2 separate regions of the Mus musculus genome follow, and region 2 is linked to region 1. The links are chromatin loops, found by intact Hi-C in ENCODE. Cell type or tissue: left cerebral cortex. All regions are shown on one strand. Links, peaks and the distances in the headings refer to the core of each region. The heading gives the core; the rest is flanking DNA.

Evidence for each region. Peaks named below come from ENCODE experiments on the same cell type or tissue, not always from the same donor. Only the 100,000 strongest peaks of a DNase experiment are listed, where the experiment ranks them.
Region 2: a loop joins it to region 1, with 2.5 times the contacts of the local background. A loop is called at or near these places in 7 of 42 quality-filtered maps.

The regions. Positions count from the first base shown.
Region 1 is chr9:103,495,870-103,504,196 of GRCm38, forward strand. It overlaps Tmem108 (transmembrane protein 108), which reads right to left. Exons shown (of 6, transcript NM_178638.4): 4 at 2,933-4,339. Gm16252 (a long non-coding RNA gene) reads left to right here. Exons shown (of 7, transcript XR_003948081.1): 4 at 1-26; 5 at 2,458-2,547; 6 at 4,937-5,049; 7 at 7,329-7,488. Among named protein-coding and RNA genes, the nearest start is that of Bfsp2, 20 kb to the left of the region's middle. In left cerebral cortex, for the core only: no CTCF peak of the experiment used is centred there; DNase peaks (open chromatin) are centred at 4,010 and 6,278; H3K27ac peaks cover 674 bases.
Region 2 is chr9:103,556,922-103,565,248 of GRCm38, forward strand. The region is part of intron 3 of Tmem108 (transmembrane protein 108); the gene reads right to left. 4932413F04Rik (RIKEN cDNA 4932413F04 gene) reads left to right here and starts at 169. Exons shown (of 3, transcript NR_040764.1): 1 at 169-2,574; 2 at 5,451-5,529. In left cerebral cortex, for the core only: CTCF peaks have their summits at 3,471 and 7,502; DNase peaks (open chromatin) are centred at 529, 1,507, 1,965, 2,488 and 2 more places; H3K27ac peaks cover 3,165 bases.

The DNA of each region.
Region 1 (8,327 bases), core at 128-8,127:
TCTTGAGAGACAGCCCACTCTACTGAGTAAGTTTCCTGCACATAAATATGAAGATGAACTTTTGTAAAATATCATTTAAATGGATTAATGATTTCATAGAATTCCTGATTTGATTTAAATAGTTTTAGGAAGTTACGGTAGTTGATAGAATGTTTAAGGAGATGGTTTAAGGTTAAGTTATGGCAGAGAGATATAATAAAGTTAGAATTAAGAATAGAACCTGCCTTCTCCTTGTAGAGTAGTGAGGGCTGCATAAGTTAGACAAGGAACACAGCAAGCTTTCCTGTGTCACAAGCATGTAGTGGTACTTGGAAGAGAAAAATAGGCTTGGGACAAGCTAATGATCAAAGAAAACATTCATTCTAGCCTGGCTCTGAGCTCCTGGATCTTGTGATCTAGGGATGCGGCCATAGGTTTTGTTTGCACCATGAAAAGACAGGGTTATGAGAAAGAGTAAATAAGTCTATTATGAGCATAAGAATATAGGATAGATGATTAGCCGAACAAGACTTTAAAAATAGTAAGACAGATGATCTGTCTCTTGGCAAATACAAATTGTCATCCGCTAAGCATAGGAAAACACTTGCTACTATAGACTGGCTTGCTTAAACTTTGCTAATCAATGACAAAAGAGTTATTGCTTTGGGGTTTCAATGAACTTGTGGGGAGATAGATAGATGAGAAATGTTTGAGTTTCAAGAAGAATACATAGCCAATAATCCTGCTGTAATGTCCTTTTGTGTAATGAATCTGTTCTTAAAGAATTATGTTATTGTGGTGGTTGTTTTTGGAGAATATGCAACTTGTGGCTATAAGGTAATCCTTTTCTTACACAGACAATTTTTGTCTTAGGTAGTAGGAGCTTTGCTCCATCCACCAAATGTGTGTGTAAAGTTGTTAGAGCTTGCTTCACCCACCAAGTGTGTGTGTGTATTCCCTCAGTGAAGTCTGCTGAATGATCAATTGATAACTCTATGCATCAAAGTCAGCTTTTGACCCATGGCCAACTCTATGCATTCCCTGAACTGGGTCCTGGAGTAGGAGTAGCCTTCTAGCCTCAACACAAGTTTTGTTGTTGTTGTTTTTCCCCAGCAAGCTGTGAGAGGGGATACTTGTAAAGAGGAGATGGGTGGAAAGCTGGCTGTGTTGAGGGCCTAAGCCTTCCCTGTGGCAAGAGGGAAGGGTGTTGTTGGCTTGGTTTCACAGCCTCCCCATGGGAAGGAAGCCTTGGGGTTTCATTTAAGACCAAGATGAACCCATAGGGTGATATGAAGCCTGTTTGTGAACAGAGCTGATGTCAGCACAGGTTCTGTTAGTGTGACTAAAGTGTTCCCCCACTTGGCACAGGTGGGCACGTGTGCAATGCTGTCCTCCTGGGGAACCAGGTGACCAATCAGAGGCCACAGATGTAGCGGGCTTGGGCAATACAGAAGAAGATGCTGAGGGTCATGGATAAGGCAAGGAAATTGCTCCCTGAGAGTCATTCCAGTGCCTCTGGGACTGTTAAGTGGACAGTAATGTGGTTTTGGAAGACATTACTCAGGACTTCTGGGTGCAAACGACAAGAAGGCAAACTTGAGGTCTTCAAGAGAGTGGGGAAGAACGCAAAAGGTCAGAGGACAGGCTGTGTGTGTGTGTGTGTGTGTGGAGGGGTGAGAAGCAGAGGTCAGAGGACAGGCTGTGTGTGTGTGTGTGTGTGTGGAGGGGTGAGAAGCAGAGGTCAGAGGACAGGCTGTGTGTGTGTGTGTGTGTGTGTGTGTGGAGGGGTGAGAAGCAGAGGTCAGAGGACAGGCTGTGTGTATGTGTGTGTGTGGAGGGGTGAGAAGCAGAGGTCAGAGGACAGGCTGTGTGTATGTGTGTGTGTGGAGGGGTGAGAAGCAGAGGTCAGAGGACAGGCTGTGTGTATGTGTGTGTGTGTGGAGGGGTGAGAAGCAGAGGTCAGAGGACAGGCTGTGTGTGTGTGTGTGTGGAGGGGTGAGAAGCAGAGGTCAGAGGACAGGCTGTGTGTGTGTGTGTGTGTGTGGAGGGGTGAGAAGCACAGGTGACACCTTTAATGGTAACCATTTGGGGTAGGGTGGAGCCGAGTCCAGCAAAGATCCTCTGAGAACAGAGTGTGACATAAGAAGACATAAAGGGGGGTTTTAAGGTTCTCAGAGGCCATGGTGGCAGGGTCTTGATGGGACCTGAGCATATCCTCTGACTCCTCTCTTTCAGAGGACAGGCTGCTGCAGAGAGGCGCTGGTTGCCATGGAATAGAGAATTGTAATAATCAGGTCCACAGTGCACAGAGCTCACATAACTATGGAGGTTAAAGCAGGCTGGGTGGTATCTGGATGGAGAAGAGCTAAAACCCACAGGACTCCAAGGCCTTAATTTAGCCTGTGCATTGAGACCTGTGCTTTAGCCAAAGCTGGTGGGACTTTCTGGCACACGGAAGCTTTATCCCTTCTTTCTTAGGTGAACGAGGAGAGACGTGGAAGGGAGGAGAAAAAAGAGACAAGACGGAGAAACAGCAGAGGATGGTGATGATTCTTCCAGCTATAGCCGGTAACTCTTCATGGTCAGCCACCACCCATGGTGTCTTGGTGCCTAATCAACAAAACTCCAAGCAGGAAGGTCTGCAGGTCTCCCTGCCACCTGAATCCTAGGCAAGCCACGTCTCTTAGCTCGTTTGGTGTTTCTTTCTATAACGCATGTGGCTGGCTTAAAGGTACCTGTGAAGTGTCACACACACCCCATCTCTTAAGCTCTAGGAATTATGGCTTTATGATCCACGGATATTTGAGCCATACCCAGGACCAGAGACCGGGATGGTCCGTGATTTCTGCCTTGCTATCTCTTTGTCAGTGGGGCTGCCTAACTCAAGGGCAAGAGAATGTGGAGGATGGGAAAGATGATGGAAGGAGAGGAGGGGAGAGAGCTGGGTACTCACAGCAGGAGGAGATGGGGACACTGATGGCCACGATGACCCAGGCAATATCCATCTTGCTCAAGCAGATGGTGGCTCTGTGCTGGGGTTTGTCCCCTTCAGCCACGTGGGAGATGTTGGCCACAGTCCCCGGCTTCCAGGTCCCAGCAGGGACCAGGCGGTTGAGGAAGTTGCCCGTGGCTGTGGACAGCACTGTGGAGAGAGGTCTGGGGCCCCTGTCGGTTGTCGTGGGGGAGGCCTCAGCCTCTTCCTCTGCTGGAGAAACAGTGCTTTCTGAGACCCCAGAGGGCCGGGTTGGGGCCTGAGGGGTTGCAGATGGTCCCTGAGGGATGCCCGGGGAAGGGGCTGAGACAGTGGCATCAAAGGCAGCCTGGGTGGGCCCTGTGGCAGCCGTGAAGACCCCGGAGCTGGCAGACGTGGGTCTGTCAGTGTCAGGTGTGACAGCAAGCCAAGAGTCACTGTGGCTGGCGCTGTCCTGCACGTCACCATGAGGGCTCTGAGAAGGCACTGGGGCAGGCTGTGTACTGGCAGGGGCACCTGTGGCTGCTGTGGCAGCTGGCTCCCCTCCTGGGCTGGTAAGGATGGGGCCACTCCCCTGGTTGGATCTGATAAAGCCTGGCTTGTCCTTTACAGGTACCAGGGAAGTTGTGGGGGGCACCCGTGAGGTGCTTCTGGGTGCTGTAGCTGGAGACACTGTCTGGGGCTGTGTCGAAGAGAAGTAGCCCCCGAGTGGGGTCCTGGGCGTGAGCGCGGAGGGGTCTGGCTCCGCAGACCCCGTAAAGTTACCCTTGTAGATTTGGAAGATCTTCCCCAGAGGACGCTTCGGCCCCAGATGTGCTGAGCTCTGGTTTCGTCCCCTCTGGCTTTCCTTCCTGGCCAAGTGGCCACCCGGTACGGGTGTGAGAGTGCGAGTCGAACCACCAGCCCCCTTCCTGGAAGAGCCCGGGGGTCTGGGGGGCCGACGAGTGGTGGCCCGTGGGGCCACTGTGGGGCGGCTGGTGGTTCCTGCTGGCTTTGTTGGCAGGGTAGTGGTGGGGGTAGCATCCCCTGGGGGGAGGCTCTCTGAGTGGGAGGGTGTGGTTGTCATGGCAGCTGGAGGGGACCCTGTGGGCAGAGGACTTTCGGGATGCGGGACGGCAGCTGTCCCCATCACTGTAGACGTGGTGTCTGTAGGAGGGTGCCCTTCTGGATGAGATACTGTAGTTTCCAGAGTAGCTGCAGCCTGTGATGAGGGTCCATCAGGTGTAGGATTCAGTGTCAGCACAGAGGAGAGTCTGGTAGGGCTGTGAGGTGCTGTCACCATGGTGCCTGGGGGGCTGCCTGAGGGGAGGGTCTGTAGAGATTCCCTGGGAGATGGTTCGTGGACAGCGAGTACCAGTGCTTTGGTCAGTGCCAAGGTCAGGAGAAAGCCTGGAGGAGGAGAGAGAGGAGAGAGGTGAGGAATAAGAGTGTTGCTCGCAGACAGATCTTTCTTACCCAGGACCTGGAGAAAGCTCCAGGGATGTAGGAAGGATACCTGGGGCTTTCCTTAGGCCACGCTGGCCCCCTGAGGCTCAAGAACCGCATGTGCACCTGCGGGAAGTCTATGAAGAAGCAGGATGCTACATATTAGGAAAGATAGCAGCATCAGGTGACTCAGCCCAGCCAATCCTATCCTTTCCCCAGTTACCTCAGTTACCCAGAATGCATCAGCCCTCTACCTCAGTGCATCACCTTGGGAATGGGAGGGGGAGCCTAGGACACTTGTTGCTTCTACGTCACCTGCAGCTGGGGAGTTTTCAAGGACCACAGGACCTGTGAGCCACTCAGAGCCAACCGAGGAAGGCTTCGGTGGTAGAGCTAAGAGCTCCTTTTCTTCTTTATTTACATTTTTTTTTTTTCGAGACAGGGTTTCTCTGTGTAGCCCTGGCTGTCCTGGAACTCACTCTGTAGACCAGGTTGGCCTCGAACTCAGAAATTCGCCTGCCTTTGCCTCCCAAGTGCTTAAGAGCTCCTTTTCTTGAACAGTAACAAAGTGCCAACGTTAGGCCCCTGCTCATTTAGACCGGCTTGCCCCATGCTTCTGTTCCTGGCACCCCAGAGCACCAACAGCTCTTGTGAGATCCATGGATGACCTTGAGGTAAGGCAGAGATGCCCTGGTGCCATAGGAGTGTGATGGGCAGAAGAGGGCACTGGTCTAGACAGGGCAAGCAGATCTAGCTTCCCTAGCATTGTAGTACAGTCTGGGATAGAAAACACTCATCAGTGAAGACCATTGGTTGCTGGAAGTTTGACAGCAAGTGCTGTCCCCGTTATTCCTTGTGTAGCTAAACTTGGGGAAAGTCACTGGTGCTACTTGGTCTTTCTGAGTAGGAAGAGCACTTCTGAATGATTTTCAAAAAAAAAAAAAAAAAGGATGCATAATAATGTGTGTGGATAACTTTATTGAGTAAATGCAAAGGCATAAAAAAAACCCATTAATTTGAAAGCATTCTTAAATACAAATGGTTCTTATAATCACAGCACCATATGCCGCTAAACTCGCACATCCCAGGCTGCGAGTCTGGCTGTTGCAGCATCCAGGGACCAATGTGCCCCTTTGCTCTGACCTGTTCATGGTTGTTATTTACATGACATGTATGTCATAACTGTACACCCTGTGGCTCAGCGCCACAGGGGTGGTCACTGGTGGTGGTAACCTTCTATGTTTGAGGAGCATTCTGCTCCAAGTTGGTCTCCTGAGTGTTAAGAGCTGAACCAGGGAGAGCTGGTCCCAGCTGATGCTGGATGGAGGGGAATTTTCTACGGCCTGATTCTGACGTGTCAGCACCTCTAGGTTTATCTGCACTCCTTTGTTATTGGATTTCTTTTAACCTTAGTGAGACCCCAGGAAGTGGGTAGGCATCTGTTTGACGACTCTCAGAGCCTTTCTGGACTTCACCGTGCTCTAGCAGGGCAAGGGGCTGCACTGGTGTCGTGGGTAGGATTCCCACACGAATTCTGGGATAGGCAGCAAAGTTGCTAGCAGTGGGAGTCCTGCTTGGGTCTTACGGGGAGTCTGGTAGGAAAGGCAGGGCCCAGCTTCTGACTCTTGATGTCTGGTGGAGCTGGCAAGACTCTGGTTAGTCTCAAGGGAGCAGGGAGGGAGGAACTCCAGAGAGCCTGGAGCAGTACCCGGTGTGTAGTGGTTTTTGGAATGACCCTTGGACCTAATATGCACAGATAAGCCCATGCCGGGGAGGCTGAGCAACCTGGTTTTTAGCAGAGGCAATGGTTCCCCCTAAGCAAGCCGGGTTTCTACGCTTCCATTCACGAGTCAGCCCACACACTCACAGTGCATTCTGCTCATTCAAGTCGGTCCTGAATCACGCTTGCTTTCTCCCTAGCAACCATTTGACAGGGTGGGAAGTGAAAGCCCCGGGAGACAAGGCAACGTGTGTGCGGTCACACAGTCGCAGCAGCATGTGCTACCAGGACGATTTCTAAAGCATATGTTCTTCCTAGTTAACTGCCGCCAGAGATGCAGGGGGTGGGGAGTGGGGGCAGAGGGCCAACCGCTGGTACCACAAGAGGCCAACCTTGGAACTACTTTGATCTTAAGCTTCCAGCCTTCCGAAGCTTCGAGGAAATAAGTACCTGTGGGTTTTTAAGCCCTTCAGAGAGTGCTATTTTGTTACGGCATCCCAGTATTAAGCATTTTGTATTAGAACCCTTCTGGAAGGGGAGAGATGAAGATGAGGGCATGGGGAGGGTGAGTGGTTTACACTGGGAGATGATCTGAGAGTCAGCCAAGGGGGCTGAGATTGGAAAAACAGGGAAAACTTGATCTGAGGGCAGCTGTGAGTTGATGGGGAGCACCGTGCATCATATGCCTTAAGGAGACTCCGCCAGACACCCTCCTAACTGAGGGCTGCTGCTTGGGTCCATACCCACTGGGTACCATGTGGCTGAGTTAGTGTGGTCTTCAGTGCAGGGGCTGGCAGGTGACAAACTGTGTCCATTTGGTGGCTGCTGTAGTAGCTAGAGTCCCCCCAGAGGATTGCTGAGCTGGAGCACAGAGTGTCTCTGGTACTCAGAGCCCTAGAGCCAAGGACATTATATTGTTTTGGCTTCAGAGTCAAGAACAGCAGAGTTTGGAAAGAGAGACCAGCTAGCCCCAGGGACAGGCACACAGTGGGAAGGAGAGCCACCTGGGCTCCAGGACAATGCCAGCAGCCTTCTAGAACACAAGGTTTATGCTGTCTGGGGTTTAAAATGCGTAGAGAAAGAAATCCCCCTGGTTTCCCCACTGGGAGCCTGCAGGGGCTTAGATCCCAGCCGACCCCTTTGCTGAGTTCCTGAGGCTTCTAGTTTGTATTTGCTGCTGTTGCTGCTCTTCAGATACCAGACTCCTCAGAAGTTTTCCTCCTCTCTATGCAGGCTGTGAAGTTACTGCTCCATGTCTTAATGTAGTCTCCAATCGTCTCCAATCGTTGCTACTATAAATACTCAAGTTTCTTCTGGAGTGCTGTGATGGTTTGTATATCCTTGGACCAGGGAGTGGCACCATCTGAAGGTGTGGCCTTGTTGGAATAGGTGTGACCTAGTTGGAATGGGTGTGTCACTCTGGGTATGGGTATAAGATCCTCACCCTAGTTGCCTGGAAGTCAGTCTTCCACTGGCAGCCTTTGGATGAAGACATAGAACTCTCAGTTCCTCCTGCACCATGCCTGCCTGGATACTGCCATGCTCCCACCTTGATGATAATGGACTGAACCTCTGAACCTGTAAGCCAGCCCCAATTAAATGTTGTTTTTTAAATAAAACTTGCCTTGGTCATGGTGTCTGTTCACAGCAGTAAACCCTAACTAAGACAAGTGCCAAGGGGTTCCTTACTTTGGTTATCACAGTGAGGGGTCCTAGAGTTCACCTAAGCCAACCTCTTCATTGTAACAGTGGAGTGACTCAGGTGTGGCTTGGTTGGCAGCACTTGGATGGTTGGTGTGTGTGGTGTGGCTGTTTGCTCTGAACTATGTCCTCATACTCTGAGAGCTCATGAAACTTAGAAAACTCACGTGCGCTTCCTCCAGGTTATGTAAGTAACACATGATTGGATGGGGAGAAGAGACTTTGTTAGAACTGTCCACAAGCTTTGGGAGCCAGGCTGACTCCATGACAGGTTTTAAACTGGCAGTTCAGAGACTAGGCCTAAATTTTTGTTTCCCAGAACTGGGCAAATCAGTTACTGGAAAAACCACAGGCCATGGACAACCAATCAGAAGCTGCCTTGCCACCTGGCCCGAGGCAAGAACAGTGAGTCAGCAACAGTTTCCAGGCTTCCCCAGCAACAGTTTCCAGTACCCACCACCCCACAATGGTTCTGGAATGTCCCTAGAAGCCTAGCCAATCCCAAAGACCCACCATACCCCAAGAGCCAAC
Region 2 (8,327 bases), core at 42-8,041, 61 kb after region 1:
CCCAGCTGTCCAGCAGCCTGTGGTAACCCTGCTTCTCTACATGGGGCAGGGGGACTTGTAAGTAGTGACTGGAATGTCCACGAGCCAAGGCTCAGTTATGCAAGAGAATGTTTTAGGGGCAAATGACAGCTCACTTCCGCTCTCTACCTGAAAAGGGAAGGGGGGGGGGAACTTTCTAGATCACAGGTAAACCGACGCTGACATCGAGCATGGTAGCGCACAGAAATCTTTCAGGATATCACTTCATTTTACGCTTACTGCCTTTCAGGTTGACCCAAGAGTTATCTACATCTTTGGGTACAAATAAGGAAACTCGGAGCCAAGCAGCTACCTAACTGGCCGTTGGTCACGTGACGGAACAGCGGCGTTAGAATTTAGACCAGGCACTGCTCAGGGCACACCCATCTGAAGCCGTGTTGCTCTCCTCCTGCCTGCCTGATTCTGCGCACAGGCTCTAGGCCATCAGACTCTAAGTTTTACTGATGACGAGAAAAGCAATATGACAGGGCTGCATTAGCTAAATGGAACCGTCCTCCCCTCCTTCCCTCCCATCTCCCCTTCTGCTGCTGCCCAAGAATCAGACATAGCCGGATTGGACTGGATTAGAAGCACAGACTATGGTCTTCTCATCAACCCAAACTAGCTCAATTGTGAATCAGCTCGATTGTGAATCAGCCGCCTCTGTTAAGGACAACGGGCTCACTGGTCACGTCCAGAACATCACTGTCTTTGTAGTGGCCATTTAATAGATTAAAACATTGTTTTAATTAGTCTCTATCAATGACATTAGAAGTTTACAAAATAAGGCAAACAATAAAAATACCTCTCCTTGTTCCTTGGGAATGAAATTGCTTCTATCCTTCTACAGATAAGAGAATCATTGCAGGAAGGCAATCTCCCATCTCCACAAACAATCTTTAGAGCGGTATTTAAATCAAATTGCCTGGAAATAATCATATTTGAAGGAAGTAGAGAAAACTTCTTGAGGTAAGTCATCTCGGGGGCTATGTCTGCGACATACAGCCATGGATTTTTGTGTCTTAGAGTCTTCCTTGGCTTTAATTTGCTATTTTTTAAAAAAGCAAAGTAACTAATACAAAAATGGCTCAGTTTTTTTTTTTATAATGACATTCCTATGAGACATTGAAAGAATTGTAGATTAATGTTGCCATCCACTCTCAACAGCTCTGAGGAACATTTTTATTGGACAATAAAGCTTTCTTCCTTGTGTTCTATATGATTCCTTTTTTTCCCTGTCAGAAGATACTACTGTTTGTATAAAAAGGAGAAATACAAATGCTTATTATCCAGCAAAGCAATTCTAGTAAATTAAATTCGTTCAATTCACATAAGGCACAGAGGACCAAACACTTCGGGGAGTGGGAAGTTAATATTCAAACACAATGCATTTGAGACCTTTTGCATACTGCTCAGGTCTATCTTTGGCAAAAGATGGCAGTCTTCCAGCCTGCAGATTCTCTCCCAGTGTGTGGAATCTGATTGCCACATCACCAGCTGTCGTTGGAAGTGGTTCTAAAATTCACATAGACCGTCTTGTAGCTTTTCTCCTAGAGTCTGAGCTGACAGTCCCCGCTTCTAATCTGAAGCAGACCAGATATTGCTAACAAGACTAGTCTTCAGTAACACAAAAACTCCTCTACAAAAAAATCCAGGCATGTTCGACTCCTGTAAGTGCAGAAAGAGGAGGTGGGCGCAGGTTGTACCTAGGATGCTCGTGCTGATGGGTTAGCTGGCAGAACCATTCCATCGCCAACTCAGGAGCTGAATATACAGAGTCCTAATTTGTTAGGTGCTTAAAAATTGGCTCTGACTAAACACAGGAAGTTGGTGAGATGAATCCTTAAGATCCATTCCAGTTCCAAGTGAATATGTACCGCACTCATCGTTGGCCGGAACTCTGCATCTAATCCAGCACTGGCTGGTATCCAACCTTGTTCATTTAATAGTCAACATTTGTCAAGGGCTCCCCATGTACGGAGCCCTGTGTTAGGCATGTGTTAGGGGACAGATACAAAGAAGCCTTCTGCCTTTGAGGAATGTGGAGAAGTAATAGATTCAAAGGGAGAAGTCTGAAGGCAGGCACAACGGACTCTGTGTCTCTGTGTGTGGGTCTCACTGCTGAAGGCAGTGGCAGGCTGGCTGCTCTGATGAATGCAGATGGTTTGTGTGTAAACTCAATTGTGCGCTAACATTTTCTGAAAGGTACCCACTGGCAAACTGACACCTCTCTGTGCCTTAGAAAAAGCAGCAGAGTACAAGATTGAAGTACACAAGGCCTTGTTTGCTGTTGTCCTTCAGAAACAAAACGCCCATCACCGTTTATGGTATTTGACACTCTTATCAAGGTGTCAAAGATTCCGTGCAGTATTCCGGCTATAGGAAGTGAATCGTGCTTTTGGTAACAGTTAATAGGACCAGACTTGAGACACAGAGTCAGGATGTGGCATGGAGTCACTTGAAGTAAGAAAAGAATACATGAACTGGCACTGGGAGCCAAGCACTGCCTATCCCAAGCTCAGAGCTCCTGAAAATCCTCTCTTCAGCAAATTCATGGTGAGAACAGGATTCCACAGCAGGGGAGCGGCAGAAGAGAATGAGGAGGCCAGGCCGAGGAGGCCAGGCCGGGTGCTTTAAAGTGTGGGAACAACGCTGGGGAAAATGTCAGGACTACTGTCTAGGGCTCCCCCAGGAGCCAGGCTACAAAGCAAAGTCCTGCAGACCCATTGCCAATTGCAGAGCATTCTGGGGGTGGCTTGGTCCTGCTTGCCATGTCTTTAAGCAGTGGTGTTCTGAGTTCCAGCCCCACTGCTTACTTTTCTTATGCCAAAGCAAGGAACAAACAAGAGTTGGGTGTGATGAGAACAAAGGAAAGCTTTGAACCGAACCAGACCAGGGTGATGAATCTACCGAGGTCTGAGCAACCCTTACCTTCAGTTAGGGTTTAAACAGCAAAGCTGTAGGTACCTTCCTGAGGCCTTTGTTTGAAGATGAAAATACTAAGAACATATTTATTCTTATTTCCGTATAGAAGCGTGCCAGCTTGTCTGTATGGGAATGATGTTCATGCAGGTAGGGGCCTATGGAGGTTAGGAGGTCAGAAGAGGGTGATGGATCCCTGGGAATGGGAGTTACAAAGGTGGTTAACACCCACCTGCTGCTGGGAACCAAATGGGTCCTCTGCAAGCCATCTCTCCAGCCCTAAGAACACATTTATACTGCCCCTGGTCTCTTAAAGACACCTCACAGCCCACGTGTAACCTAACCACACTTTGTGGGCTTGGTGAGTCTCGGCTCACCCTTCAAGACCTCCCCCCCCCCCATCATCAAGGTACCGATCAAAATACACATTCATGATCTTCATCTGAAACACAGATTCCTGTTGTCACTGGGGGTGGGGGTGGGGGTGGGGTTCAGATAGCCCGAAAGGCTACTGCAGAGCTTGCTCTGCCAAATACCCCCACAGGGGGCGCTCTACCTTGGGACTGTTCCTGAGCTTGTTGGGGTGGGGACAGGGCGGGGGTGATCCAAGCTATAGTTGGTCAGGAATCCTGAGCTGAGAGAGCATATGCTGACAGGCAAGGAGCTGAAGCTGTTTCAGGTAAGACAAGGAGCTTGCTTCTGAGCGGAAATGAACTTGCTGGCCTCATCGGGGACATGGAAGCTGAGGTACAACACACGCTCGCTGAGAAGCTGGCCATGGACGAACCTTTCAGTTTTCTCTTGGTTTATGCTCATGGGAATCCAGAGTCCCATGAGGCTGCAGCTTTACCTAAACGTTCCAGCGATGGGTAAATTAAACTTTGTTTTCTATGGGCAGCTCCATTTACAAGTGTTTTTAGAAGGGTTTCAGAAGGAAGACACACCGCTGCTTGTTCTGACGGACAGTTCTAATGGCCATGAACATTTTCAGTATTGCCCCAGTGTTGCACGTGGCTCAACTGAAAAAAAAAATTCCCTCACAGTCCTCAACTCTCCTCTTATAAACCATCACACAGAGAGGCAAGGTACTGCTCAGCTGTTACTGTGCCAGCAGCTGGCATATTAGTGCAGTGTGGGTTCCGTTTCCCCGCTCTAAGCGTTCTAGCTGCGGCCGTTTAACATTTCTGCTTGCGATAACATGGCTTCTTATTTGCATGAGATTCCCAGGTCCTTCTTTGTCTCCCACTGCAGCTGAGGTGCAGTGCTGGGCTGTTGGAGTTTTTTTCTGTCACCTTTGCTCCTATCTACTGTAAGTTCAGGGTTCAAAGGGTGTGAGCAGTGAGGGAAACCCAGAGCTTTTTCCCTTTGCGTGGATAAGAGCTACACGTTGCTTCTACCTTTGCGCTGCTATTGTTACTTTAGGTCAAGGCTGGCCCTGAAAGGTTTCATTTCACTTTAACCACGCATCAACCAAGCAATCTGGTTTGTTTCCATCAAGAGATAGCCAAGAGGTTGACAGGCAGCCATCTTAATATGCTTTTCCTCATTTACCGTGTCTGAAATGTCACCTCCCTGCCTGTCACACCTTGGATCTTAGAATGCTCCCAAAGGCCTAACTGTTAACAGCCTACTCATCCGGGTCAGTACAGGGACATGGTGGAATTTCAGTGGGTGGGGCCTAGTGGGAGGAAGCTAGTTCACTGGTGGTGTGTCCTTGAAGAATACACTAGAACCCAGACCTTTCCCTGTTTCTCTCTTTGCTTTTTAACTGCTATGAGGTAAGCAGCTTTGTCCATTGGACTTTCTCCACCATGACGTTCTGCCTCACCTCAGGTCCAAAGCAATGAAGCCAAACATACATGGCTGAAACCTCTGGGCTGAGTCTCACTTCCTTATGACATGACTAGCTCAGTGTTAGTGACTGTTCTATTGCTGTGAAGAGATACCATGATGAAAGAAACGCTTATAAAGAAAGCAGTTAACTGGGGACTTGCTCACAGTTTTAGTGGGTTAGTCCAGGATCATTTTGGTGGGAAACAGACAGACAGACATGGCACTGGAGCTGAGAGTGGGGCTTTAGATGATCAAAGTACATTCCCAGTGACACACCTCCTCCAACAAAACAACACCTCCTCCAATTAGACCATACTATCTCCAACAGGCCACACCTCCTCTAATAAGACCACACCTCCTCTAATAAGACCACACCTCCTCTAACAGGCCACACCTCCTCTAATAAGACCACACCTCCTCTAACAGGACACACCTCCTCCAACAAGGCCACACCTCCTAATCCTTCTCAGAGAGTTTCACTCCCTGATGACAGAGCATTCAAATGGGAGCCAATCTCATTCAAACCATCACACTCTGGTATTTTGTCATAGTAACAGAAAGCTGACTGACATGTTACTCCACCCCATTTCCTAACTTCTCCATAGGCCTTGTTCCCCTTTTGACAACGGATCTTCATGTTTCTTGTTAACCTTTTCTACTCTCTACTATTCCCACAGGCAGCCTCCTCAGGAAAGGACCTGGTGTCTATTTTACTGCTGTTCCTGCAACAAAAGAGTGTTCATCATTTGTGGAGAAGTGAGTTTTAGTGTGGGGCCACAAGGCACTTGTGGAGGTCAGATGTCAATTTGCGGGGTCAGGTCTCTCTTTCTACCATGTGGGTCCTAGGCTTGAGCATAGGTCTTCAGGTCTGGCAGTAATTTCCTAGACCCTGAGCCCTGTCACGGGCTCTGTGAACACTCTACTGCATTAGTTTACATAGGGATTAAGGAAACTAATACAAGTTAAGCATTTAATACAGGAAGAGGAGAATATATATATCCATCCTATAGGGATACAGGTAGAATGTGGTGTGTTTCAAGTTCATTTCCCCTAACAAGAGGGAGCTGGTTTAGATGCCTGCATTGATGGGGTACACTGAGTCCCAGAGTCCGTGGAGGACTGGTTCTTGACTCTCTCCCTCACCCACATCCAAGGCTGCTCAAGTCCATTACATGAGGTGCAATAGCATTTGCAAATAATTAATAACATCCTCATGACGCTCGAAATCATCTGAGTTAGTTACAATATCGAATATAGTGCAAAGAGTGTTATCCTATACTGTTTAAGAAGCTGTAAGAAAAAAGTCTGTACACAGTACCGAGGCTAAGTCTTCCACAAGTATTCATAACGTGTGGTTGACTGACTCCCCTGGTAAGAAACTTGCGGGTGATTACAGAAGGCAGAGTGTATTTAGCGAACATTTTCTCCCTAAGAAACCTTTATGTCTTCACCTTCAAGGAGAGATGACACTAAAATTTTTATGTTTTAATAATCAAGCAAGCCACATCAAGTTTAATCTGATTTCTTTGGGTACAAATCTCTCTCTTACCTCCTGGCTCTTCAGGTGTCACAGAGTTCTGCTTTATCAGTGTATCAGAATAGAGATGCTCTGTTGTAGCACAATTGTAGCAGGACCAGGAAGGATCTGTTAAGGGTGAGGAAGGTCCAGGGTCCCTGAACCACTCTGAATCATGTGTGAGTACAAAGGACACAGGTGCCAACCTAAGCCTGAGTAAAGTTTACAAATGAGTATAGGGACAGGAAGTCAATGTCGTTTCCTACTAAGGACTTCAGGAATGTCCCCCTTCCCTCCGGGGGCTTGAGTAAACTATAACTAAAATTGATGTTATTGTGGAGTCTGTGGGCTAGCGGCCCTCATCTTAGACCCGGCCAAGGCTCCCTGGGGACGCTGGTAGGGACATGAAACACACTTTTGATTTTCATGGCATGGCAGCAGAACTCTCCATTCAACTTTCTTGAGCTTGCTTGCTTTCAAACCAAAGTGATTATCCTCGTCCAACAAGGTTAAACAAATTATTGACCTGTATATTTCGATTTCAAGTGTGCTTGGCTGAATGGAAGCCTAAACTAGATTCTTGGGATTTTTATTTTGCTCAAGGGCAAAATTTACAATTAAACCATCTCTAACAAACATCTGTTTCTTTTAGGTAGGGGCATGTGTGGGATTGGGCAGTTGCTTTGAAATCTAATCCACATACCCACTCTATAGCGTTCATTTTATTGTCATGAATTATGTCATAGTTTCCTCACTCCCCCTCTTCACAGATGATCAGCAGTTCCATACAAAGGAGCCAAAGAAAATATTCTGACAAACAGAATGAGCTAGCTGGAAGTGACTCTATTAACCTCCATGGCAACTTCCAGAGGACAGGGACCCAGTCAGATCTCATTTGTCAATAGCTCGTTCAGGGAGCAAACACACACACACACACACACACACACACACTATTGTGTCAAACAGCCAGCTGCTCCAGAGCGCTTTGTTTTGTTTACAGAGTCCTTACTGGGTTAATAGAATCGCAAGGTCACTCGTATTCCTGGATACAGTCAGCATCGACTCTTTCTTAAAGGGGCTTCATAAGGAGGAGTTTTTGGAGGGACGATTTACTCACCCCATATAAACGACTGGAGTGGTGAATTATTAAAAAAAAAAAATATTATGGGCCTTCTGATCAGCCACCTGCAATTCCAGAAGCAGCCACAAGGAGCTATTTGTCCGATTGCTCTCCTTGTTTTTAGCTGAAGAGGAAAATAGCATTTGGTTGTTGAACACAACATAGGATACTGAAGGATGGGATTAGCTAGACGCCAGTCTGAGGAGGACACAGGGTAGGAGAAGGAAATATAAGATATGAAAATAGGATCCACCTCCTAACAGATCTGGGGGCAGTGGCTACCTGCACCATCGCTGGGTACACAGGCAAACTCAGGGCCACAGGGTCCCAAGAGAACTCCTCACGGCTCCCTTGCTGTAACCTGAAGCTGATGCAGGTAAGGATGTGTAGTTGACAGCTGGAAGTCTCGTCCATAAATACGGGAAAGCTGCAAGTGGCAATCAGAGATGACCTCAGTTTTTTTTTCTATGCTTCTCATTGAAAGTATTTCAGTATTCATAAAGTCTCATAGGGGCAGGAGAAATTCGAGCGCGCGTGTGCGTGCATGCGTGAGTGTGTGTCCATGCTCCGCTTTTTACATGGGTGTTGGGGATCTGAACTCAAGTCACCAACATGAACATGGACAGGGACAATGTAGGAATGGGTGCTGTCACACATTACGGTGAACAATTTAGGATAGACCCAGGAAGCTAGTTTTCTCGAGGGAGAAGACAATTACATTGGTTTCTATTGTCCCCTTGACATAGTCTTTTCTCTTCATTAATTAGCTAGGTTCTGGGACTTCTGGACTACTACAGAGGAAGAGAAGAGGTAACTGCTGAGACAGGTTGGGGAGGAGCTCTAAAGGAGCCGAGGGCTACTGGGCGTGGTGTGGGCTACTCAGGACCGCCTGCTGCCTCTCTGGCCTCTAGCAGATAA